Linked DNA regions of Homo sapiens: region 2 is linked to region 1. The links are chromatin contacts, found by Hi-C in ENCODE. All regions are on one chromosome and are shown on one strand. Each heading gives the region's core, a stretch centred on a gene start or an enhancer-like site at or near the end of the contact. The rest is flanking DNA. Distances are from core to core; before and after follow the strand shown. Region 1 has its middle 110 kb from the start of RYBP. Region 2 holds the start of LINC00877 (long intergenic non-protein coding RNA 877).

Region 1 (5,902 bases), core at 3,379-5,878:
TTGTAAGCCACTGAGCTTGGAGGTGGTCTGTTTGCAGCAGTAGATAACTGATTCAGAGAGGATAAGGGGCTGCCCAAGGTCACACAGCCGCTCAGTGGAACCCAGTCTTGAGCCAAAGTCCCCAGCATCCTGGGGTAATTCTCCCTTTCACAATCCCTATTTAACAGACAGAAAAGCAGGGCTCAGAGAAGTTAAGGAAATACACTTAGCTTAGAAGTTAAGGTCACGAAGCAAGTGTTCTGGTTTAATTGTGCTCTTTCTCTCAAAGATGTGTTGAACTCCTAAACTCCAGAACCTCAGAATGTGACCTTATTTGGAGATAGGCTCTTACGGAAGTAATCGAGTTAACATAAAATGATTAGAATGGGCCCTAATCCAATATAACTGGTGTCCTTATACAAAGGGGAAATGGACAGAGACAGACATGCACAGAGGAAGACAGTGAGAAGACACCAGGAGAATGCAATGTACAAGCTAAAGAACGCCTGAGGCTACTAGACGCTAGGGGAGAGGCATTCTGGGAAGGCTTCTTGGAGGAAGTGACGCCTAAGTCCTGAAGGATGCATAGGAGTTAGCTGAGAGATGATGGGAGGGAAGCATATTCTCTGTAGAGGGGGCAGCTTGGGGTTCCGGGAGTCCTGCTGTAAGGACTGAGAAGCTCGCAGGCAGTAGCTGGAATGGTGTGCGTGGCAAAGGCCTGGGCTGGAGCAGTGCCCGGAGGCAGGATGAGGATGGCCTTTGTTAATTCAGCAGGCAGGCCGTTTGGATGTCATCCGAGGGCAGTGGGGAGCCATCTGCCTTTTTCTTCTGAGCCTTGTCACCCCAGCGGGTGTCCTCTAAGAGCATTTCACACTGTGGCCTGGCCCTCCTCCTTGGAGCCTGGAAGTGAGAGAAATGGTGGGTTTGTGCTCAGCAGGAGAGGAGCTGTCTTTGCAAAGCCCCCTCGGGTCTGGGAATTAAGGGCTTCTGCTGCCGACTTCCACCCTGCAGCCCTTCAAAAAGTGTCATCACTGCCAAGTGCAATTCCAAATAAAGAGACGCCTTCGCAGAGCCACCTGCGGGTTGAGGGAAAGCTGGAAGGCTGGGGGGCATCACTGCGAGGCCCTCGAGGGCTGCTCACAGGAATCTCTCCTAGGGGGTGGCCCCAAGCTGGAGTCCTCTCGCCACCAGCCCCAGAGGCACTGGGTGGAATCCTTATGTTGTTACTGTTAATAGAAAGGGTTTCTGGATAAAGACACCCTCCTCCTACCTCCTAAGGAGCCCAGGGCCTGTAGAGATTGTCATTAAGATTGCTGTTATCGACAGCAAGGTCCACATGATGTGGAGATTTGGATGCTGTTCTTCTGCGGCCTCCCCTACGCCCATAAAAGATAGCTTCTCTGTGTTTCCCAAAGCCTTCTCATACATTCCTTTCAGATATGAATTCCTCAGCCAAACCAGAGCTTTGGAAGTGTCCCTGGGGCCTCCCTAGTCTGAGGAGTGCCTCCACCCACCCACCCCAGCTTCTGGAGTGCCTGTGCTTCCACCAACATCCACTCAACTCTTCACCAATGCAAAGTCAATGAATGTTGTCAACAAACATGTCAGGTAACCAGTACAAGATAGAGCAGAAGCTGGGAACCTGGGATAACTGGGGCATGGAAAACACCTCCCCACCCTCCCCAAAGGCCCCAAAGATGCACATGTGGCTTTCAGTACCAGGGCAGGTACCATGCCACCCTATGGGCCTCAGGAAGTCAGCCAGTTCTGGCTCTTCCACTCACTACCTGCAGCTTTGGGCATATTACTCTAACTCCCAGAACCTCAGTTTATTCCTCTGTAAAATGGGTATAGTACGGGCACCGACATCATGGGGCTACTGTGAGGGTGCAGGGTGATAATGTCAACAGAGCACCCAGCGTGGTATTGGGCACTTAGGAGCCCTCGGTGACTGGAAGCTGCAATAGGGCAGGGGGTCATGGAGCCAGGTGAGAGAAGGGGCATGGAAAGAAGCTTCTAGAACCCCCTGTGGCCTGGCCACCAAATTGCCTGGTGGGAACAAATGAGCCCCAAGTCGGCAGTCACAGGAGCTACCAGATGCTGCCCTGAGCCCTCTCCACGTGTTCTTCGTTTCATCATTACCCAGACCCAAGCAGGTGGGCTCTGTTATCCTCTCTATTTTAAAGAAGAGGAAGCTGAGGCTCCTAAACCCCAATTAATGTGCCCAATGTGATCACAAGGCTAGTAAGTGGTGGAGTCCAGGTGCCAGAAAGAGGTCCAGAGAGCACCTCTGCCTAGAGTGTGGCCCGCTCGAGCAGAAAGCAGCCCCAGTCAGCCTGAGATGAACAGCTCTCCCCTCGGGCTTAGAACTCCCAGCTGCTTCTCTGAGCTGGACTCCTGCCAGTGTTCACCCAGGTAACGGAATTGCCTGGGGAGCCCTGCTTGACTCCAGGGAAGCCGGCGGGGGGGGCCCCCAGGCAGAGAAATGAAGTGAGCAAGACACCTCCCGTCCCCAGCCTTCCCCCGCTCATCCCTCTCCTCCAGAGGAGCTGGAAGGAGGAGTTCCTGCAGAAAGAGTCCACACCCAGGAGGACACTGTGCTCGGGCTTATGCCAGGAGGCCGCCCCCTACCCCAGCAAGGGCGGCGACAGGAGGCGGAAACCCTGGGAGCAGAGGGGGAGGGGCCGGCCCAAGGAGTGTCTGAGCGCCTTCTCCCAGGCTGCCTGGAACAGGATGTTCCAAAACGAGGAGGCTAGCCAAGAAGCAGGGCGTGTGTGCGTGTCTGTGTAGCGTATGTGTGTGTGTGCGTGGTGTGCATACGTGCATGTGGTATATGCATGTGTGCATGTGTGGTGTGTGTGCCCTGTGTTGTAAGTGCACGTGCACGTGGGAGGGTGTGGTGTGCGAGGGCTATGTGTGAGTGTGGTGTCTGTGTGTGACGTGTGGCATATGTGATGTATGTGGTGTGTGTGGGTGTGTATATGCATGTGGTATGTGCACATGCACACGGTGTCTGGTGTGTGGCGGGGAGTGTTTGTGTATGTGTGGTGTGTGTGTATGTGTGGTGGGTGTGGGTCTGTATGTGTGTGATGTGTGTGGGTGTGTATGTGTGTATATGTGGTGTGTGGGTGTACGTGTGTGGTGTGTGGGTATGTGTGTGGTATGTGTGGTGGTTTGTGACTGGTGTGTGTATGTGTGTGGTGGGAGTGTTTGTGATTGTGTGGTGTGTGTGTGGGGGGGAGGGACTGGCACTGTGGAACACCAGGACAGGATCTGAGTGTGGGTGGGTTAGGTTCACCTATGTAGAGCAAGGCGGAAGTGACGAGGAAGTGGAGGAGCAAGAGGAGAGGGAGGAAAAGGAAGGGGGAAGCGAGGGAGGCAAAAGGAGGAGGCCAGCGATTGCAGGGGTATCTCATACTCTCACTCTCCCCTACCTGGGGACAGCAGGGGTGTTGGAAAGGGCACTGGGGGTCCCTGCTCTGAGAAAACCCTCATGGGGCATCCAGGTGGTGGACTGGAAAACTGTCCCAAGGGTCTTCTGCCCTCTCTCCATGGCCGTCAGCCCCATGGCCTCTCTGGCTGACAAGTGGGTTCCCCTGAACTCATATGTCAACTTAATTGCCTCCCCCTGCCCCTATCCTTCCTGATGAATAGGAGTAGCTGGCTGACTGGGGACCACTTATTCTGGACATTGCTGAAGAGGGTCAAGGCATGCTTTCGGTTTGATCTAGGGTTTCTGTCAGTGATCGCTAGTGATTCATGTGATACTGTAAGAAGTCAGTCAGGGCCTTGGTGTTGACAAGGTTAGATGATTGATTGACTGACTGACTGACTGACTGACTGACTGACTGATGGTCACTGTGGGTTTCACTGTAGCTGGCTGGCTGTGATCTGGACTGACCAGGCCATGGACTGTGGGAGCTTGTGACTATGACTGGGCCAACTGCAACTGGGCTGATGGATTCAGTGGATTGAACATGACTGGTGAGGAGACAGGTTGACAAGGAGACCAACTCATTGACCACATGCATGATGGACTGACTGGCCAGTTGATGACAATGGGTTTGGTGTATGGTTGACTGGTTGGTTGTTTAATTCAAACTGACTGGATAACTAGGCAGCTTACTATGACTGACTATTGTGACTGCCTGCCTGGCTGACTGAGGGAATAACTGAGTCAGTGTGACTGGCAGGCTGATTCAGACTGACTGGATGTCTGGATGACTATGATCTCCTAACTGATAGCCGTCAGTGATGATCTTGACTGACTGACTAGCCGGCTCTGGGATTGGCTGTCTCTTCCAGACTGACTTGGTAACCGTGGGTCTGACTGTGACCCCTGCGTCTTGACTGACCGCCTTGATTGCATGCCTGACATTTTGAGATCAACTGACTGGCTGGTTGCCTGGTGTTTCATTGTGGCTGTGGCACAGCCTACGGCTACCTGTGACTAACCATGAAACTGACTACACCCAACTCACAGGACAGACCGGGTGGACTGACCACCTGCCTTAGTCATGGAAAACTGACTCTGGCTGACTCAACTGCCAGAGACTGACTGAGATGAACAGGCCAGCCAAGAGACAGCTGGGTGACTCGTGGTGAGTGGCTTTGTCTGACTGGATGGCTGTGACAATGTAACTGAGTCTGGCTGTGAGACAATAACCTGTGGATTGACTGACTTGAATGTGTTGACTGGGTGGCTGAATCTGATTGGCTATGTGGGTGACTGATGACTCCTGGCTGACTGGCTAACCCTGCCTTGACTGACTGATTGATGGGCTGACAGATCGAGTTTGACCAGGCAGCAGGAGACCTGCTGACCACGGCTGTGACTCACTGTGTGAGCGGCCATGTCTGACTGTGTAACACAATCTGACCAAGAGACAATGACTAATTGACTGACCAACTGACTGAGATTGGCTGGGTGTCTGACTGACCAGCTGTGACTGCAACTCCTGATGTGAGTGGGCGTTGACTGGGTGGCCCTGACTCGTATAGGCAAGTCTGGCTGTGAGACAACAGCTAACTCCCTGACTGGCCCAGTGTGCCAACTGGCTGACTGCTTGAGGCTGGCCAACAGACCAGCTGACCGTGCCTGGGACTCACGGTGTGCGTGGCCATGCCTCACTGTGTGGCCCTGGCTGTGTCTCGGAGTCTGACTGTGAGACAAGGGCAGACTGACTGACTTTCCTGGCCAACTGCCTCCAGGTAGCCTGTCAACACAGTCCCTACCCTTCCCAAAACCATTAAAGTGCTGCAGTGGGAGCTGGCCCAGCCTGAGGGGACAGAGCAGCTTCTGTGGAGCAGCAGGGACAGGAAGAGGGAAGCAGGAGCCGCTGGAGGGAGAAGAGGAGTAGGCCCTGCCCAGGAATGGGCCACACGGAAAGTTCTCCACCTCACCCTGGCGGGGGCTGGGTCACAGGCACACGTTCTTGGAGCTGTGTTTTGGCTCTAGTCTTATAGCTCCTTTGTTTGGGGGTGAGGGGGGAGGGGAGCTGGGGGAACCTATAAACATATTGAGCCAATAACTCACCTACAGGACTCCAATTATAGGGCTGGGGGAGAGAGGATAGCTGGGTGGGGGTGGGGCGGGCCACGGGCAGCCATTTATGGGGCTTGGATTGGGGCCAAACGCTGCCCTAGAAAATCCAGGTCTTGGAATGCAGGGCTGGAGAAGTCTTAGGAAGGAGCAATGTGTCTGTCAGTCACACCTCTGTTACCGCCACCATTTTATAGCTGGGGAAACAGAGGCCCACAGCCCTCAAGAGCCCAGGGCATTTCCCACACCCGGCCCCCCCTGGGGCTGTCCCCCAGAGCCCGGGCAGGTGGTGAGCCTCAGCCCTCCCTTACTCTCCCGCAAGATGCTGGGCAGCAGAATTTGGGGGGCAGGGTCGATGACCTTGGGCAAGTTACTCCATCT
Region 2 (5,451 bases), core at 942-3,441, 240 kb before region 1:
CCCACCTACCTCTTCTCCCACCCTCAGAACTCCCGAGGGCTCCTCCCCAAGACCAAGGCACCTAATGTATGGCAGGTCCTTTGGGATGCCCCACACCATGCCCCCTGGGTCTGCTTCTCATAAAGCTCAGACTCTCGCAACAGCATGCCACCTCAAGTGCACCCACTTTCTGCTCAGGATCGTCCTTGAAGACAGGGAGCCCTCTCAGCCAGTGCATATGTGAAGCCCAGAAATGCAGGGCAGTGAAAGCCCTCACAGGCAGCTCCGGTTCTGTGGGGCCTGGGAGCTGATGGACAGATACTGCCCAGTGAATGGCTCCAGGCATCTTGTACCCATCTCAGAGGTCCTAGCAGAATCTTTGTCTCAGACAACATACCCTTAAATTGACTCTCCCTGCTTTCCTGTCCTCTTTCCCTGCTCCCTCGCTCCGAGTCCTGAGACCAGCTCTGCCACAGGTTGGGTTCTCTGCAAGGAGACTCTGAGATGGAATATGGGGTGCAAGGTGTTTATCAGGGAATCAATGCCTGTGAAAGGAATGGGGAGGAAGTAGATTTGGGCAGAGGGAGAAGCTGAGATGTGATGCAGGGATGCAGGATCAGCCAAGCCTTGGGCAGCCCATCAGGTTGCTGGGAGCATGTCCTGAGTCTCCCATGGGATGAATGGCCAGGCTTCTGTGCCCCCATGCAGATGAGGATGTGGGCAGCCTAGGAGGGCGTGTTCCATGCTGTCTCTGTAGTTGAGGCAAATCCTGAAGGAGCCAACAGGGGGGCAATCAGTCCCTCCTGGAAGGGGGGCCTGCATGGGGAGCTCCACATTCACCATAAGCTCCCCAAGAAACAGGCTGCCCTCACATCCTTTCTGGGGCTCTGCTTTTGGGAGAGCCCAGATAAAGACACTGGGTGAGGTACTGCCAGGGTCAGCGTCCCAGGGCACAGAGAGGATAGAGAAGGGCAGAGAACAGATTTGGGGCTTGAGGGCAGCACATCCATTCAACAAGCACAGCTGACATCCAGTGCTGGAGGCCCAGAGGTGCCCAGTGTGTGCAAGACTGCCCTCCTGCCTCCTCACTGAGTGGACACCCTCCCCCTCTTCCAGCACTCAGAGGACCCCGCCCAGGAAAGCCTTCCTGCTTTTACTAGGGAGGAACAGAAACTGCTTGATCTCCCCGACAAGCGCCACCTGAGCTAGAGGGGAGTAAAATCTACCCTCATTTGGGGACCGTCTCATTTACATCTTTTACAACGTTAAACAGAAGAAAGCATCACTTAGCAGGTGCCCACCCTGATATCCAGCACCACCCTTTGCATTTGCTGTGATTACCTCCTTTAACACAGGTGGAAAATGTGACTCAGAGAGGTTAAGTAACTTACCCAAAGTCACACAGCCAAAACCCAACAGAGCCAGGATTTAGAGACATTCTGATTGACTTCATATTCCATGTAGATGGCACTATGAGGCACTGTCTCAGAAAGTTTTCTGCACACGTATTCCCCCATCCTACTCCCCAAGGCAAAGCAGAAGGCTGGGCTCTGGGTTTTTCTGGCTTGGGATGCCTTAATCAGACCTCCAGCCCAAGCCAGTTTTCAGCGGCTTCTCCCGCGTTCCCAGCCTGTCTTCAATCACGCCGCAGCAGCCCCTACCTTGTTCATCACCGGCTTTCCTTCTCGTGCCTCCTCTAATTTTGCTCCATATCCTTTATGATGAACCATTGCATGGAGGGTGATTTACAACCTCCACTCTCATCTGCCTAGGGTTTAAAAAAAAAAAAATAGAAGAATTAAATTGGATCAAGCGCTCCAAGATCCTGTCTCTGACTTCAGCCTCTCTCGTTTACCCAGTGATGCATCACGCTGTGTTCTAATGGCTTCCTAATGGGCAACTTAATCTGTCATTAAACCCACTCACCAAGCGCCCCTTGCCAGACTCCTCGGCCATTGGTCTGCTTGCTGAGCCACGGCGTCTGTGGGGTGGCCCCGTCCTCAGATTGGCAGGGGTTCTAAAAGGAAGCGTATCCTTTCGTCTGGGGTCCCAGGCTCAAATGCCGACGGGGCCAGAGAGGTAAGAAAGGTGAGCAGGGCTGGGGGCTGGGACTCTGCGGCCGTCTAACGGGCAGCCCCTGCTCGGCCCCCCTCATCGCTGACTTATGGGGATCTGGGCCCAGAACTTCCCATTTCTTGACACAAGTCGGAGATGTAGAAGTGTATGTATAATCTTCCCCTTTTAAAAATGTCAGCATCTATTTAAAAACATTTTTTTTAAACACTGGGCAGGCCAAATAAAACATGGCAGCCGGCAGCTTTGGTCCCCACTGTCAACTCCTTCTCAGAGAGACCCCGAGATACCCCCCTGTGCTGCTCCCAGTCCCGGAGATTTCCTACAGCTCTGCTCAGCACGGGTAAGAGAATAATAAATCGGTCACTTCACTATCCAATTAGCAGCTGTTGCTCCCCGCTGGAGGAAGAAAACAAACAGGAAGACCCTGCCCTGTTTTGTTTAGGATCAAACTCGCCTCTGTACCACCTACCGGAGGGACTCTGGGGTTTGAGTTCTGGGGACAAGCGCGTGCCCCTGCCTCCGAATGAGCTCCTTTTACGTGTGAGTCCTGGGCACAAAACCACAGCCACCACAAGCCGCGGATGCTTCCCCAGCGGGCCCCGCGAAGGGAAACTCCGTGCAGGGGCAAAGCTGAGTTTTGCAACCAGTGAGCGGGAGCCCGGGGGGCGTGGCCAGGCTGAGGGGATGCGTTGTCCTGGTAACCCGTAACTTCCAGAACCATCCATCCTCTGGGGACTTCCTCTATGGGGCTGAAGGGCTTTCTTTCAGTCTCTCCTCAAGCCCTGTCAACATCACAGCAACATATTCCCTTAAATTCCTGAAAAGGTGCCACACTTGAGAGGCAGTGTAGAGTGTGAACCCTGGAGCCAGACCACACAGGATTAGGTGAAAGGCACTTAGCTTCCGCGGGAGCTGGAGCAAGACATTTAACCCCTCCAGCCTCAGTTTTCTTATCTGTCAAGTGGAGATCATAGTTGTGCTGACCCTGAAGGTGAAGATTAAATCAGTTAACATACGTAGCACATCCCCTGTAGTTCCTAGGGCAGGGTAAGTGCTATGTAAGTGTCAGGAATGGTAATAATAATTTGGGGGAGCATCCGCTGTCCTCTTAGCTCTGAGAGATAGAGGCTCATCAATCTATGGGATCTCACATTAAGACATAGTTGAGCTGTCTCTGGGATGCCAAACTCCTAGAGTTTATCACTTCCCCCCTCTCCATGTATTGTATCCTCTCCCCTCCATCAACTCTTTGGAACTGTGGAAAGTTCTACCCCTTTCCAAACCCAACTCCAACGATACTCCTTCATACCACACACAATGTTCTTCACCCTCCTCTGAACTCATTTTATGCTCTATTGGCACACACACAAGAGCACTTATCACCATTTGCCTTAGACAGTAGCTATGTGTGGATACGATTTATCTCACTGGAGACCGTGACCTCATCTTATTTTTTATATCCCCCGTCGCACTGTGTCTTCGACATAATAGGTGTTAAGTCAATATTTGCTAAAGATATGTTAAGTGAATAAATGAATTAGATTCCCTGAAACAACCAGGGAGATTCACCTGGAGGAAGTCTGAAGTTTGAGAGCTTAGAACTCTCAGAATGGACTTGAACTTGGCCAAGGAAATCTCAGGGGCTATCAATAATAAGCAATAATTATAATAAATAAGAAAATACTAGCATTTATTGTGTGTCTGCTGACTGCCAGATGCTGCTCTAAACTATTGACACGGACTATTTTCTGGAATTTTCACACCTGTCTGGTGAGGTTTGTTCTACTTTTGTCATCTCACAATCCCAGCCAAGGATGCTGCAGTTTAGGGGAGTGGAGTAATGTTCCTAAGACACAGCTGGCCAGTGGCAGAGTACGGATTTGAACCAGGTAATTTGGTTCCCATGGAAGCAAATATTTGAGCGCATACACTTAATTAGGGAAGTGGCCCTAGGGAGCACTGGTAGGGGGATGAGGAAGTGAAACGGAGGGAAGGAAGTAGAGTGAGAGTTTGTTCACAAGCAGGTCATCTCTGTGTGCAATGAAGCTCATTCCCACTGGGGACTACGGGGAGACTGCAGAATAGAACCTGCCTCAGAGCCATCATCCCAGAGGCTAGGGAGCATGGGCATTTACCCAATTCCCTTCATCTTTGGTTGGGGCTGCTCTTGGGGACAACCCCAGGCACTTCCAGCCTGGCCAGTGCATGGACTGAGCATGCTCCTGTGGCCAGAGACAGCCCCAGACAGAGTGACAGGTTTCTTCAGTAAGAAGCTGGTGTTGCGTACAGCAATGGTGAATGCCAAAGGCAGGAGATAGGGGGCCAACACCATCTTCTACATCAGGGGGCTGGTTCCAGAGGCATTCCTCTTTCCACCAGCCCGCAGTCCAGCTCTGCTCACAAACAGATTCCTTCCTTCCCTCCCTCCCTCCCTCCCTCCCTCTCTCTCTCTCTCTCTCTCTTTCTTTCCTTCTTTCACAGAGTTTCACTCTGTCACCCAGGCTGGAGGGCAGTAGTGCGATTTTGTCTGCCTCCCGGGTTCAAGCAATTCTTGTGCCTCAGCCTCCCGAGTAGCTGGGATTGCAGGTGCCCCGCCACCATGCCCAGCTAATTTGTGTATTTTTAGTAGAGACAAGGTTTTGCCATGTTGTCCAGGCTGGTCTCGACCTCCTGAGCTCAAGCAATCCACCCATCTCGGCCTCACAAAGTGCTGGGATTACAGGCATGAGCCACCATGCCTGGCCCAGAAAGCCCACACTTTCTGATGTTCTTGTCTGGGCAGCAGATGCCTCCTCTAGGCGCACTTTAGCCTATTTTTAGTCTCATTATTGTTTCCATAGCCTTGGTGTCCTATTTTGTACTCCTTAACACACACATATATATCACAAACATAAACTTCTACGGGGCAAGACCTCCCTTCTGGAGGAAGTAAGCAAAGCCTGGAAGGTTGAAGCACCTTGATGAGAACCACCTGGATGGCTCATGGCAGCGCAGTGGCCAGGCCTTAGCATCCAGAGAGTCAGACATGAGTTTTGTTTTATTTTTATGTATTTGTTTATTTGGGGGGTAAAAATATTGTCCTGTTGAACAGCCTGATGAATATTAGAAATGAGCTCTTATTGGTGAAATTTAAAAAATTCTCAAGACACATGGATGGGCTTAAACCTTTTGGAGCTGTGCCACATAGACATGCAGGTAGGTAGGCTGCTTCCCTAATACTGTTCTGTTTTTTTAGACGGAGTCTTGTTCTGTCACCCAGGCTGGAGTGCAGTGGCACAATCTCCGCTCACTGAACCTCTGCCTCCCGGGTTCAAGCGATTCTCATGCCTCTGCTTCCCGAGTAGCTGGAATTACAGGTGCACCACCACACCAGCTAATTTTTGTATTTTTAGTAGA

The links. A loop is a pair of places that touch in the nucleus more often than their neighbours do. Pooled maps may share reads with other maps.
Region 2: a map of CD14-positive monocyte shows a loop between it and region 1 (2.0-fold over the local background). The contact joins the promoter of LINC00877 here to the enhancer-like site in region 1. A Hi-C loop is called at or near these places in 1 of 168 maps with a recorded cell type or tissue (CD14-positive monocyte), 1 of 37 single-sample maps with no recorded cell type and 8 of 50 pooled maps.

Annotation. Positions count from the first base shown.
Region 1 is chr3:72,334,488-72,340,389 of GRCh38, forward strand. No RefSeq gene overlaps it. Among named protein-coding and RNA genes, the nearest start is that of RYBP, 110 kb to the right of the region's middle. RefSeq lists an enhancer at 456-1,022 and a silencer at 4,914-5,023. Within about 2 kb of position 4,629, at least 10 of the 41 ENCODE cell types and tissues checked have a DNase peak (open chromatin) inside an H3K27ac peak, as active enhancers do.
Region 2 is chr3:72,098,264-72,103,714 of GRCh38, forward strand. It overlaps LINC00877 (long intergenic non-protein coding RNA 877), which reads right to left and starts at 2,192. Exons shown (of 7, transcript NR_104116.1): 1 at 1,906-2,192; 2 at 1,641-1,747. RefSeq lists an enhancer at 1,470-2,310.